3 separate regions of the Homo sapiens genome follow, and regions 1 and 2 are each linked to region 3. The links are chromatin contacts, found by Hi-C or POLR2A ChIA-PET in ENCODE. All regions are on one chromosome and are shown on one strand. The core of a region is the stretch at or near the end of the contact, and the rest is flanking DNA. Distances in the headings are between cores, read along the strand shown.

What was found. Hi-C counts contacts between places; a loop is a spot of excess contacts on that map. ChIA-PET counts read pairs that join two places held with the same protein, here RNA polymerase II (POLR2A). Pooled maps may share reads with other maps.
Region 1: a loop to region 3 is called in a map of CD8-positive, alpha-beta T cell, with 6 times the contacts of the local background. The contact joins the promoter of HSPE1-MOB4 here to the promoter of BMPR2 in region 3. A Hi-C loop is called at or near these places in 1 of 168 maps with a recorded cell type or tissue (CD8-positive, alpha-beta T cell) and 6 of 50 pooled maps. POLR2A ChIA-PET finds 5 or more read pairs at or near these places in 1 of 52 experiments (OCI-LY7).
Region 2: a map of B cell shows a loop between it and region 3 (23-fold over the local background). The contact joins the enhancer-like site here to the promoter of BMPR2 in region 3. A Hi-C loop is called at or near these places in 1 of 168 maps with a recorded cell type or tissue (B cell), 1 of 37 single-sample maps with no recorded cell type and 3 of 50 pooled maps.

The regions. Positions count from the first base shown.
Region 1 is chr2:197,497,735-197,501,985 of GRCh38, forward strand. HSPE1-MOB4 (HSPE1-MOB4 readthrough) reads left to right here and starts at 2,645. Exons shown (of 9, transcript NM_001202485.2): 1 at 2,645-2,705; 2 at 3,340-3,504. The coding sequence starts at 2,703. HSPD1 (heat shock protein family D (Hsp60) member 1) reads right to left here and starts at 2,106. Exons shown (of 12, transcript NM_002156.5): 1 at 2,048-2,106; 2 at 941-1,116. The coding sequence starts at 1,114. HSPE1 (heat shock protein family E (Hsp10) member 1) reads left to right here and starts at 2,645. Exons shown (of 4, transcript NM_002157.3): 1 at 2,645-2,705; 2 at 3,340-3,504. The coding sequence starts at 2,703. RefSeq lists silencers at 1,986-2,315, 2,506-2,565 and an enhancer at 2,706-2,765.
Region 2 is chr2:205,705,388-205,709,526 of GRCh38, forward strand. All of the region lies in intron 2 of NRP2 (neuropilin 2), which reads left to right. Among named protein-coding and RNA genes, the nearest start is that of NRP2, 25 kb to the left of the region's middle. RefSeq lists enhancers at 1,215-1,354, 1,565-1,864, 2,740-3,516, 3,808-3,967. Within about 2 kb of position 1,509, at least 31 of the 41 ENCODE cell types and tissues checked have a DNase peak (open chromatin) inside an H3K27ac peak, as active enhancers do; they include B cell, where a contact is called at or near this core.
Region 3 is chr2:202,373,475-202,377,576 of GRCh38, forward strand. It overlaps BMPR2 (bone morphogenetic protein receptor type 2), which reads left to right and starts at 2,853. Exons shown (of 13, transcript NM_001204.7): 1 at 2,853-4,076. The coding sequence starts at 4,001. RefSeq lists enhancers at 1,701-1,860, 1,971-2,260, 3,415-4,102 and silencers at 2,351-2,400, 2,551-3,040, 3,171-3,230, 3,301-3,360.

The sequences.
Region 1 (4,251 bases), core at 1,395-3,894, 4.9 Mb before region 3:
TTTTAAAGTAATGTGACTTGTTTTAAAATCCGTTTAACTAAAATATTAACCATCAAGGCAAGTAGCGTGCTCTTCCAGGTTCACGCAACATAAAACTTCAACCATGGCACAATTATTGGCCATCCTTTGGATTTGAACTAAAGCTGCTACTTTCTATTTGTGAGGTGTGCAAATGTTGTATTTTAGGCAGTTGTTGGATCACTTGATATCTGAACTGTCTTCAAACTGAAATGAAGCACCACTTGACTGCACACCACCTTCAAAGGCCTCCTCAAAACATTACCCCTATTAAATGAGACTTATTTTAAATATGCTTTGGAACAAGAGAACAGCAGAAAACCGATGGGTAAAACTAGCATCTTGGGGTGGAGGAGAGAATGGGAAGCTACTGTCTAATGAGTACAAAGTTACAATTTTTCCATATAAAAAGTTTTGGAGATGGATGGTGGTGATGACTGCACAACATAAATGTAATTGATGTCCCCAAAGTGCACACTTAATGGTAATTTTATGTTGTGTACATTTTACTACAATAAACCAAAAAAAAATTTAGCATCTACAAGCACATACCTAAGGAATTATGGAAGATAAGTTAAACTCTTCTCTCTACACTTGGCATGAACTACTGGGAAAGGATCCAAATTTTAACTTAAGCCAGCGAAATTCTACCTCGAGTTTAAGAATCCACCTTGAGCTGTAAGTTACTACCTGATTACATCACACATTGAACAAAATAGTTTCGAAAATCTGGCTGAAGCAGTTTAAGCTTTAAGATCATGTCTAAGAAAAAAAGGCTAACCAATACTTCAGAATTCTTACATGTAAACTGAGTTCTCTCAAAAATGGAGATGAAAGTACTGTTGAATAGTTCAGTGCGACTATTTGTGAGTAAAATGCTATTAATAATACCGTAATTACAATAAAATAAAAATACTGGTACCTTTGGCCCCATTGTAACGGCCACAGCATCGGCTAAAAGGTCTACACCTTGAAGCATTAAGGCTCGGGCATCTGCACCAAATTTTACATCTTTGGCATAAGCCCGAGTGAGATGAGGAGCCAGTACCCTGGACACCGGTCTCATCTGGCGAAAGACTGTGGGTAACCGAAGCATTTCTGGGGATGGAAGCAAAAAGATCATCAGAACTACCACCCGTGGTGCGCTGCAGAACAAACATGCCCACCTGTGCAACAGAGCAAGCAACGTGAGATGCTGAGCCTGGCTGACCTCCGCCAGCCACTACGCCTGAATGACGGAAGGCGCCGCAGCTTCGGAACATCAGCCACTAGCGCAAGCTAAAGAGGCCGCCCCGGCCGGCGCCTGACCTATAGCACCAGCACAAAGCACATGCGGCTCCTTCCCCACGGCCACCTATCCCTGCCGCCAAAAACGAGTTAATCTTTCACCGCGAAAACGGCCTTGTGGGCAGACCCACTCCAACTGTGGCCCCTGAGAAACCAAGTCAGCCGGAGAGAGGCAAGTTACAAATCCAAGTGACCAGGGAAGTTAAAAGTATTCCTGACGGTGCAAAAAGCCGCTCAGCAAAGTGTCTCCATGGATCCACCCAAGGCTACTGTATCAGAGCAACCAGCAAGGCCGCGATGCTGGGGGCGGCGGCCCGGCCCACTCGGCGCGAGCCCACGTGTCCTTCTTTCCGAACGCCCCCAGCAAGGTCAAGACTGGAGGCGCGGTATCCCAGCTGCCTGCGGGGGAAAAAAGCGGTTCCCTCACGTACACCACCCTCCCCGGTTCCCTGAAGTCGGCCAGGCGCAGGTTGCACCAGCGGGCCTAAGTGGTTACAATCCCCCAAATTCAAACCCCACGAGTTGTCCCTCCCGCGCCCAGCCGAGGTCCAGGATCCGCGTCGCACGTGATGGAACCCGCATGGACCCGCGAGGCCTGGACCCGCAGGCCTGGGCCTGCGGTGCGGCGCGGTGCGGAACTCCAGGTTGTCGCCGCCCGCACCCTCCAGCTGGACCGCAGAGGAGGAAGGCCCACTCGGGGGTCGCAGGAGCCGGGGGGAGGTGGTGCGGGAAGGCCGCGTACCTGCGGGGCGGCGGCAAGGCGTGCGCTCGGCGAGACAGGTCGTCGGCGGCGAGTGAGGGACAGAGTGCAGGGCGCACACCGCAATGAGCCCGTGTCCCCTCCCTCCGCCTCTACTCCCGCCCCGCGGCACCGCGTGTGCAGGCAGCTCCCACCCACTTCCCGTCAGCCCGGGCCCTGCAATCTGCACACCCTGCGCGCGAGCCCCGCCCCTCCCTACCCGCGCAGGGTGTGCTAGCGCGCTCAGCCCTCTCCGGCCGGCTTAGTCTAGTTCCCGGGCCTCGCTCGGTTCCAGAACTTTCCAGAAAATGCCGCGCTCCCTACGGCTCAAGGGTCAAATCGCGTCATTTCCGGGAGGGGACGAAGGGGTAGTTCTTTCACCTCGGCTGGGCGCCTAGAAAAGCCTAGAAACAGCTCCTTTTTTCTTCCGCCTCCGAGTCTTCGCGTCAGCGTCCTGCGCAGGGCCCTTGGGGCGAATCGCGGTGCGCGTCGGGGCGACCGCCCTCCCTCCCTGGGAGGGGCGAGGGGGCTAGCGGCGACCGCTGGGGCGAGCGCGCCTGCGCGCTGGGTGATTTTTTCACGTGTCGCCAGGGCCGGACTGCGAGTCTCTTTGCGGCGCTACACTAGAGCAGAGTACGAGTCTGAGGCGGAGGGAGTAATGGTGAGTCCCGCGTGGCCCCGAGGCCTGCAGGCCCGGGCCTGTCTGAGGCGTACGGGGATCCCTGACGCCCCTCTTTTGTTGGGCTGGGCGGGAGGGATTGGTGGCCACTCAGTGACCAGCGCCCGATGGCACCTTGGAGCGGCAAGGCCCGCCCGACCCTTTTCTCCCCCAGGGCTCTTTGCACGCGCGTGTGCTGCCGGTGTGTAAGGCAGGGGGGCGAGAACCCGGGCGCACGCGCAGCGTCTCACCTGCTTCTGCAGGGCCTTTGTGGATGTGTAATATCTTGGGTAAAAATCATGGTGCCAGGCAGGGAGCTTGACCCAGCGTTTCCTGAAAATTTCTGGAAAAACCTGAAGAAGGAAAACATTTGACCTTGGAATAAACTAAGGTTGACCTTAAAGCTGGTCTGGTTGCTCACCGGAGGAGCGACAACGACCCCTAACAGACGTAAGGAATCGGGAATTAAACTTGGAATATTGGTTAGTACATTCAAATGCGCTTCCTTAACGAATAAGCTGAGGTTTGGTGTTAACTTTCAAAGCCAAAACGTGTTGAGATGTATAGCACGGTGGCGTTGCCTGTTGATAATGTGATTACATTTAGTTTTTGTTTCAAAACATTTCTCTTCCTACAGGCAGGACAAGCGTTTAGAAAGTTTCTTCCACTCTTTGACCGAGTATTGGTTGAAAGGAGTGCTGCTGAAACTGTAACCAAAGGAGGCATTATGCTTCCAGAAAAATCTCAAGGAAAAGTATTGCAAGCAACAGTAGTCGCTGTTGGATCGGGTTCTAAAGGAAAGGTAAATGGGAGCTGCAGTGGAACTATTTTTTATAGTGTGCAGTGGAGGGAAAAGAAGTAATTCTGGAGTATTAAAAGTCGCTTATTAAGTAGAGTTTATGTCGTTTTCAAGATCATTAACTGCTTTGGTTCTAATCTGTTTCTTAAAGGGAAATGACTAATATAAAGTTGCTTATTTTATATGACCAATGCTATGATGCTTATTTTATGTGATAGTTTCAGAGTATTAAAAATTGTCCTCAATAGGCCGGGTGCGGTGGCTCTCGCCTGTAATCTCAGCACTTTGGGAGGCCGAGGTGTGCGGATCACAAGGTCAGGAGTTCAAGACCAGCCTGACCAACATGGTGAAACCCCGTCTCTACTAAAGATACAAAAATTAGCCGGGTGTGGTGGCATGCGCCTGTAATCCCAGCTACTGGGGAGGCTGAGGCAGGAGAATCATTTGAACCCTGGAGGCGGAGGTTGCAAGGAGCCGAGGTTGCAAGGCGCCCCTGCATTCCAGTATGGGGGACAGGGCGAGATTCTGTCTCAAAAAAAAAAAAAAAAAATCCCCTCAATAGCAATTTGGTAGCCTAGTGTGATCAGTGTTTGCCTTACATTCTAAATTTTTAATAAGACAAAAGAGGCTGTGCGTGGTGGCTCACACCTGTAATCCTTGCATTTTGGGAGGCCAAAGCAGGAGGATCGTTTGAGCTCAGGATTCAAAATCAGGAGTTCAAAATCAGTCTGGGCAACATAATGAGACCTC
Region 2 (4,139 bases), core at 259-2,758, 3.3 Mb after region 3:
CTAAAAAGAAGAAGGAAAAGGAAAAGGAGAAAGAAATGTGAGTTGGGCTTAGGTTTGGGAGGGCAGCAGAAAAGCATGACTTTTTTTATGCCTCTTTTCGAGCTTTGTAGCCAAGCATCTTGGCAGTCTCTAATATTTTTCTACTTTTTCCCACTGGGGACTCAACTGTATGTTTGTGGGTCACGTGGAGGAACTCTCAAAATTAGACAACAATAGCAAACATTTATTGAACTCTTGCCAGACATCAGGTCCTACCCTAAGTTTTCTATGTTTAACCGCCACAGCTGGTACTGGTACTACTATTATCCCATTTAACAGATGTAGATACTGAGGCCCTGAGAGATCACACAGATAGTAATCGTGGGGCTGGGTTTGAAGCCAGGCAGCCCAAAGCTGCCTTTGTATACCTGTGTCAATCTGCTTGGAGCTGTCATCTGCTGTCCCAGTGCTTAGGTATTTGGGGCCTCTCTGATTTCTTTAGATATCCTTGACAAGCCTTTTCTTTTCCTTTTCTCTTTTTATTCCTTTTCTTTGCCTCTTCCTGCCATGCAGTCACCTCCGGATGCCAGCGGGGCAGTCAAGGAGAGAGATCTCTTTCTGTGTCTTTAAATACAAGCCAGAGGCCTCTCAGTCCATCGTCTCTCTCTGCCTCCCTGTCACCTACCTCCTACTCCCCCAATCCCCCCACAGCCCCGCTCACCATCCTCTTCAAATTCCCTGCCATCCTCACCACCACCTTCACTCTCCATCTGGAGTCCAAAGATGTGAGGGCCAGTAATAGAGTGTCAGCGGAAGTAATTGATTCCTCACACCGAGAGAATTCGCCTGCCTTTAGTGTCAATGGAGCTGAACCAGAGTCTTGGAGGGTGAGCGAGACATGTAAACAGTCCGTGGCCGAGCTGTCAGGACGAAGCCAGACACACCGGAGAGTGAACGAGGGGGGAAATGGTGGAACAAATAATTGTTTTATTGGAAAGGAAAGGAATAAATAATATTTCAGCCCAGGAACTGGCAGTTTGAAAGAGATGGTTGAGAGCTTGGAGCAGAAGGATTCGTGATGCAGGTTTTAATGGAAGAGATTTTCTTTGTCTCAAAGTAGGAGGTTTCGTCCCCACCCGACCCCCCTCTCCCATTATCATCATTATTATCATTAAAATAATTACTGTAACAATTACAGTTGATGAGACCTCAGGTTTATACAGCACCTTTCATCTAAAAGTTCAAAGCGATTTATCTATGTGTCATCTTTTGAGAGTGGTAGGAGGGTAAGAAACTATTATTTTGGGGGGTCATCTGCTGGGAAACTGAGGTCCAAGCAGATACAAGATTTAGTCCAAGCCTCAGGGCAGGCTGCTGGGTTAAATGGTGGGGTACTGAGTTATCTTCTTGGGGGCCTTTTCTGCTGTACTCTTCACTGCCTGGGCCTTTATACACACGTGGCTCTTGAAGCTCATCCCCGGCACTGATGCCTCCTCCCACACTGCCAGGGCCTCCACTGGTCGCTACAATATTGTGGCCAACCAGCCAGAAGCTCTGTGCGCAAAACAAACAGCCTGCTTCTGGCTGTGAGATGAATAAAGATCCTTCAAGGTCTGACTCACACAGCTCCCATCCTGCTTAGAGACTTCCTGTAATCTGGTTCCCTTTCTTGTAGAAGCTCATGTCCTTTCTAAACATCTTTCTTCATGGTCTTATGAGGCTCTAGCCAGGAGCACCCAACATTCCTAAATGCTTGCTTCTTCCACCCCCAACAAACCCCAACCTGTTCTCTCAGAATGGAAAGGGCATTTCTGGGATGGGGAGAGAAGGTGAATGCTTTAACATGCCTCACATGGCCCGGGCTGCCTGTGCAGCATGATGCTTCAGAATGCAGCTGTCGAAAGCATAGTCACAAACGGAAGCGGTTCCAGCTGACTGGCCCCTGAGTGCTAGATTCAGAATCTCCGCCCTGGCGTGGCAGCAGCCCTTTCCTGCTTGGACATTAGTGCAGGCCCATCATTTCCACACCATGGTGTTTTTTGCACAGTAGTGACAAGTTTGCCCCTGGAGCCAGGAGAAGCTCCAAGCTCTGTAATCTGAAGCTCCAAGTAAATGAACTCTAAAAGGGAGGCCCATCACACCTGCCACCTACTCCCAAACTGTCCCCTACTTGGATTTCTGCATGGCACGTTTTTCAGATGAGTTTTGCATCTTCCAAGTTTTGTTAGGGAGGCTGGATGCCAGCAAAGAGGAATAGAAAAATGATATGGAGCCTAAATCCCTGGAAAAACAAAAAGGACTTTTCTGTTGCTGTGGTGGATTCCCTGGTGCCCAGTACACTTCCGTTCCCAGCAGGCTCCCGTTTTTTGGACAGACGGGGAAGTTATGATTTGCCCTCACAATTGGATCCCCTGGGAGCCAGAATTAGTGTGAACACCTATTCCGGAGGGAACTGTTCACCCTGCCGAGTAAAGGGGCACTGCCAGCACACCAGGGGCCCCAGACGCTGTGCTCTGATTGCCCTTCAGTGACCACCCATGCAGGCAGCCCCACCGGGCACAAAGGCATGATTCCTGTTCCCTTTTGTCAAATGAGGCCAACTGAGGCACACAAGCATGATTGATCCAGGCCAGCGTAGGAAAATTTAGTAAGTCCTGGCCCTGCTGGGATTCACCTTTACACCTGCTAGTGCTGCTGCTGCCGCTGAGAAAAACAGAAATGGAAAGAAATTGTGGACTACTCTTCCTTTGCACTCTGGTATCATTCCAGAATGCTACCAAGGGGCCCTTTAAGTTGACTGCAGAGGGTGAGGATTTTATAGACACAGAGCAGACCAACGAAAGACCCAACACTCATGCTGAAAGCAGCCTGCCCCCAAAGCCTTAAACTTCACATTGGCACCGGTTGCCTAGAAAACCATTCCTTACATAAGCAAACATGTTTCATCCAAGTGGCCTCCAGTGTGTGTGCTGGTCCAGAAGCAGAGCAGACCCGTGACCACACGGCCTCAGGAATGCGCCTTGCTGGCCAGCCAGGTCAGCGAGGGAAATGGTATTCACCCAAAGGACCAGTGCAGAAGTTGGGGAGGCTTTGTTGCGTGCCCTTAATTCTCTGAAAGTTCACCTTCAGAGAGACTTATCAGATGCGTTGTCTGGAGTGGCCTCCTTCCTCACGTCAGGAGGCATTCTTGGCAGCCTGCTCCATGAGGAACAATGAGATTGGCGGGGCCCTCACCATCATCGCAGGGCCTTTGCGGAAAAAGAGCCAGCAATTATAAATAGATGTTATTTGTCGTTTCCATTTTCTTGCCTTCAAGGTTTTTTGGAATAATTCCTTCAGTTTGTTTTGGGTTATTCTCTCCGTGTACTTCCTTTGGTGGGTGGTCAGACTTCCTCCTTTCTGAAGAGCCATGGTGACCCTGGTTGTGAGGGGATTGTGGATAAGAAGCTCAAAATATCAGCGATTTGTGGTGGGAAGAAATGAAGGAAGAAAATACAACTGCAAACAGCCACTATTAAAAAGGCGCTTGGTACTGATGCAGATACCCAAACAAATACAGAGTTTGGTAACTGTTTGAGCCCTTGGCGTTAAATAGCAAACAAGAATAACAGCAGCAGTAACAACAAATGGCTATTCATGGAGCATGTACTGTGTGCCATACACTGTGCTGACCCATTGATATGCATTAACTCACCAGCCTCTTGGGAGCTTGAGCACCTTGCTATCTAAGACAGCAGATGGAGGACGGGTGGTTTTGAACATAGCCTGGGCTCAGAAACACAAGTTTGAAATAAAATCTCGAAAACTCAAGTGTCTGAAACACTGTTGATGGATTTGTGCAGGGGGATGATTTTTTAGAAACCCAGCCCCAAGAAGCAGGGTATTGAGACTGCCTCTAACTGTGCTTTTCGTTTCATCTTCTCCTGTCTGGCTCCCAAGGTGTCATGTGTGTGTAACTCTTCTCTTCTCCACATCCACCATCCTGTTTTGTTTTATGCTGGTAATAATAAAAATAGCCAGGGGCTCTCAGGTGCTTCCTTAAGGCATCTGGCACTGTGCTGGGCCTGCATGTACCTTCGCAATCCTGCCACCACCCGCAAAGGTGGAGACTGTTATTATGTCCATTTTGTAGATGATGAAACTGAAACTCAGAGAGGTTA
Region 3 (4,102 bases), core at 1,603-4,102:
CGTTTTAACTTACAGGAAGCACTTTACAGCTTCTGTATGGCTGAATTGCCAGCATCACTACTCTTGTGCTTTGGGGCCATTATTAAGTAAAACGAGGGTTAGTTGAACACAAGCACTTGGATATTGCATACTGCCACAGTCAGTCTGATAAGAGACTGCTACTAAGTGATTAAGGAGGTTATAGCGGATACACTGTACAAACCATGATTCACATCCCAGAAGGACAGTGTGGGATGGCAGCGATTTCCTCACAGCTAGTTAGTAACAGTACTCAATTTAAAATTTATGAGGCCAGGCGCAGTGGCTCACGCCTCTAATCCTATCATTTTGGGAGGCCAGAAGGGCGGATCACCTGAGGTCAGGAGTTCGAGACCAGGCTGACCAACATGGTGAAACTCCATCTCTACTAAAAATACAAAACTAGCCGGGTGTGGTGGCGCATGCCTGTAATCCCAGCTACTCAGGGGGCTGAGGCAGGAGAATCGCTTGAGTCTGGGAGGCGGAGGTTGCTGTGAGCTGAGATCGTGCCATTGTGCTCCAGCTTGGGCAACAAAAGAGAAACTACGTCTCAAAAAAAACAAAAACAACAACAACAAAAAAAAACACCACTTATTATTTCTGGAACTTTCCATGTAATATTTTCAGACCGTGGTTGACTGCAGGTAACTGAAACGGTGGATAAGGGGGAACTACAAAAAGGACACTTAATGTTTCTTGGAAAAAATCTTAAGCAAATAAAAATTGAATGATGAAGTACTTGATCTCAATTTGAGGAAGATAAAAGTGTACTACGAATTAATAAACTTTAAACTTTCTGCACCTCTAACATACTAAAATCCAATTTCTCTGAGTGCTAGAAACTCTCAGTTCTTGAAAGACAAATGGTAAAACAATACCGTTTCTAATTTAGACCTTTTGGGCAAAACAAAATACAGTAATAAAGCTATAAAGAATCGGTCGGGGGCGGTGGCTCACGTCTGTAATCCCAGCACTTTGGGAGGTCGAGACGGGCGGATCACGTGAGGTCAGGAGTTCGAGACCAGCCTGGCAAACATGGTGAAACCCTGTCTCCACTAAAAATACAAAAATTAGCCGGGCGTGATGGCGCCGCCTGTAATCTCAGCTACTCGGGAGGTTCAGGCCGGAGAATTGCTTGAACCTGGGAGGTGGAGGTTGCAGTGAGTCGAGATCGCGCCACTGCACCGCAGCCTGGTCGACAGAGCAAGACTCCGCCTCAATAAATAAATAAATAAATAAATAAAACCTAAATAAATAAAGCTAATGAATCAAAGCATATGCTCTTCGTCTTTTTAAGGGATTTTACTAGGTAGAATTTTTTTTTCTCTGTCTAAAGGGTAAACAGCATAAACATATTTCAACTAAAAAGAGTCTTAGAATCCGGGGTTGGTATTGCTACAACCCCTAATTATGGAAGATGTTTAGTATAACAGAACCAGTTTAAGGAATGTGGAGATTTATTTACATCAAATTCAGATAAAGAGGTAACAGCGGACTAGAAGAAGCAAGCAGAGCATGACTTAAGGAGTCTATCTATGACTGTATCTGTGGAACTGCCCTTAGCCACAATGAAAGACCAGCAAAACCAGCCTTCAGCATAACCCTCCTGCCTGGTAGGAGATGGGAAGGCCAGACTTCACCCCTCAAGATCGCCCTCCCACGCGCATTTTCCACCTCGCAGCTAAGAATTCAGTCCAGACTTCCGATCATGGCGCCACGCACGTCACCTTCTCCCCTCGCCGCCAGCAAAATCCCACCCACGTCGGCTGACCCCGCAGCGGGGTGTAAGGGCGGGAGGGATCCCGTCTCCTATACTGGTCGCTTGTACAAACCAGATCCAAAAAACGCACTACACAAATCCTTGGAAACTGCGGTACCAACGGGATCTTCTCAATTCCTTGAGTGCAAAATGATCCCACTCTCTATCCCGACACAACTCTAACTCCATTTTCCTTTCACGTGCCCTAAAAAGCCCTCAAGGCCCCCAGCCTTGGTGAATCCAGGCCCTCTCTCGGGGTGGGCACCGCGCTGTACGGACAGACGCGCGCACGCAGCGGGACGATTTATAGAATTAAAAGTCTTTTTTTTTTTTCTGGCTTCGCATCCTTGCAAATACTCAATATTCCTGTCAACTAAGAAGGCTAAGGGAATGGGCGGTTGAGGAAAGCAGGACGTCGATTACAGCGAACACATCAAAGGGGTGGTCTTTCCAATTCCGGCTTTTGTTTGAGTCAGAGGGGAGCCTGAGGAGGCCAAGGTCTCCGGTTCTGGGAAAGGCGGGTCCATCCGGATTCTTTGGGCTGCGGAGAGGGAGGTTCCAGCCCCGTGAAACAACAGAGGGCAGTTCTGCCCCTCGAGGCTTTCCTCCGAGAGTACTGAGACGGAGACGCCTCAGTCGGGAGAAATCCCGGAACTCGGAGGAGTCTGCTGAACGCCGAACAAAAGGATGTGGCCGTCGTCTCTTAAACAAATACGCGAATCCCAAGCCATGCACATTTGGAAGGCATGTGTATGTGTGTGAAGGAGAAAGGCCACCGCTGCCCACCGCAGCCCCACCCAGCCCTCGGCCATTCACCGGAGAGACGCGCTGCGGTGGGGCCTCGGAGCCCTCAGCCAGCCCCGAACGAGGGGCGGGGCCGGGCGGGGCCGTGAGCGCGCAGGCGCAGTGCGGGCTTCATCCCGCCGCCGGCGCCGCCGCCGCCGCCGCCCGCTCTGCACCACAGGCTAGAGACAGACAGGGCCGGGAAGAGCCGGAGACTGAGGAGGAGGCGGAGGCGGCGGCGGAGGCGGGGCGACTCCGGTGACCGGGAGCGCCGCAGACTGGCAGCTGCGGCGACTCCCCCCTTTGTGTCTGGTCTGCTCGGAGCCACTGGAAGTGCCTCCCGGAGGGACGCAGGGTGTCTCGCCGCCTCCCTGCCCACCCCCTTCCCCGGCTACCTTCATCCGCCCTCCCGCCGCCCCCCGCCCTCGGTCCGCGACGCCCGAGTTCCGTCAGGAGCCCAGAGCTGCGGGAGAACGAGGCGGCGGCGGCGGCGGCGGCGGCGGCGGCGGCGGCAGCAGCAGCGGCTTCCTCGGGGGGTTGTGATTCGCTCACAGGAGCCATTGACGGGAGAAGAGGAGGCTTTCTTGGTGGAATTTACCTCAGGCAAGATCGAGCCGCAGGAATAAAAAGCGAGGAAGGGAAGGGAGCGCCGCCGGGAGGACTAGAAGGGGCAGCCTCTCACACCCACTCCGCCTGCCGTCTCGGGGAGCCCGGACCGGGGCCGCGACCGCGACCCCTCCCCTCCCCCGCTCCTACCTCTCCTCAGCCTTCGCCAGGGCCTCCCCAACCCTCTCACGGTTGTTCTGCGAAGGCGTGGGGACTGTGAGCTTGTCCATGGAGGCAGGCACCTTTTTTGATCCAGTCAAGGAAGAGGATTTGTTGTTTTCGAAATCAGAGTGAAGGAAGCACCGAAGCGAAACTTAAGGAATCCTGCCTTCCCGGAGCCGCGGGCGATGCGACTAGGGCTGCCGGGCGCCGCCGCCGCCCGTCCGGCTTCGTCCTTCCCGGCAGTCGGGAACTAGTTCTGACCCTCGCCCCCCGACCCCGGATCGAATCCCCGCCCTCCGCACCCTGGATATGTTTTCTCCCAGACCTGGATATTTTTTTGATATCGTGAAACTACGAGGGAAATAATTTGGGGGATTTCTTCTTGGCTCCCTGCTTTCCCCACAGACATGCCTTCCGTTTGGAGGGCCGCGGCACCCCGTCCGAGGCGAAGGAACCCCCCCAGCCGCGAGGGAGAGAAATGAAGGGAATTTCTGCAGCGGCATGAAAGCTCTGCAGCTAGGTCCTCTCATCAGCCATTTGTCCTTTCAAACTGTATTGTGATACGGGCAGGATCAGTCCACGGGAGAGAAGACGAGCCTCCCGGCTGTTTCTCCGCCGGTCTACTTCCCATATTTCTTTTCTTTGCCCTCCTGATTCTTGGCTGGCCCAGGGATGACTTCCTCGCTGCAGCGGCCCTGGCGGGTGCCCTGGCTACCATGGACCATCCTGCTGGTCAGCACTGCGGCTGGTGAGTAGCTCCGGCCGGCACGTCCC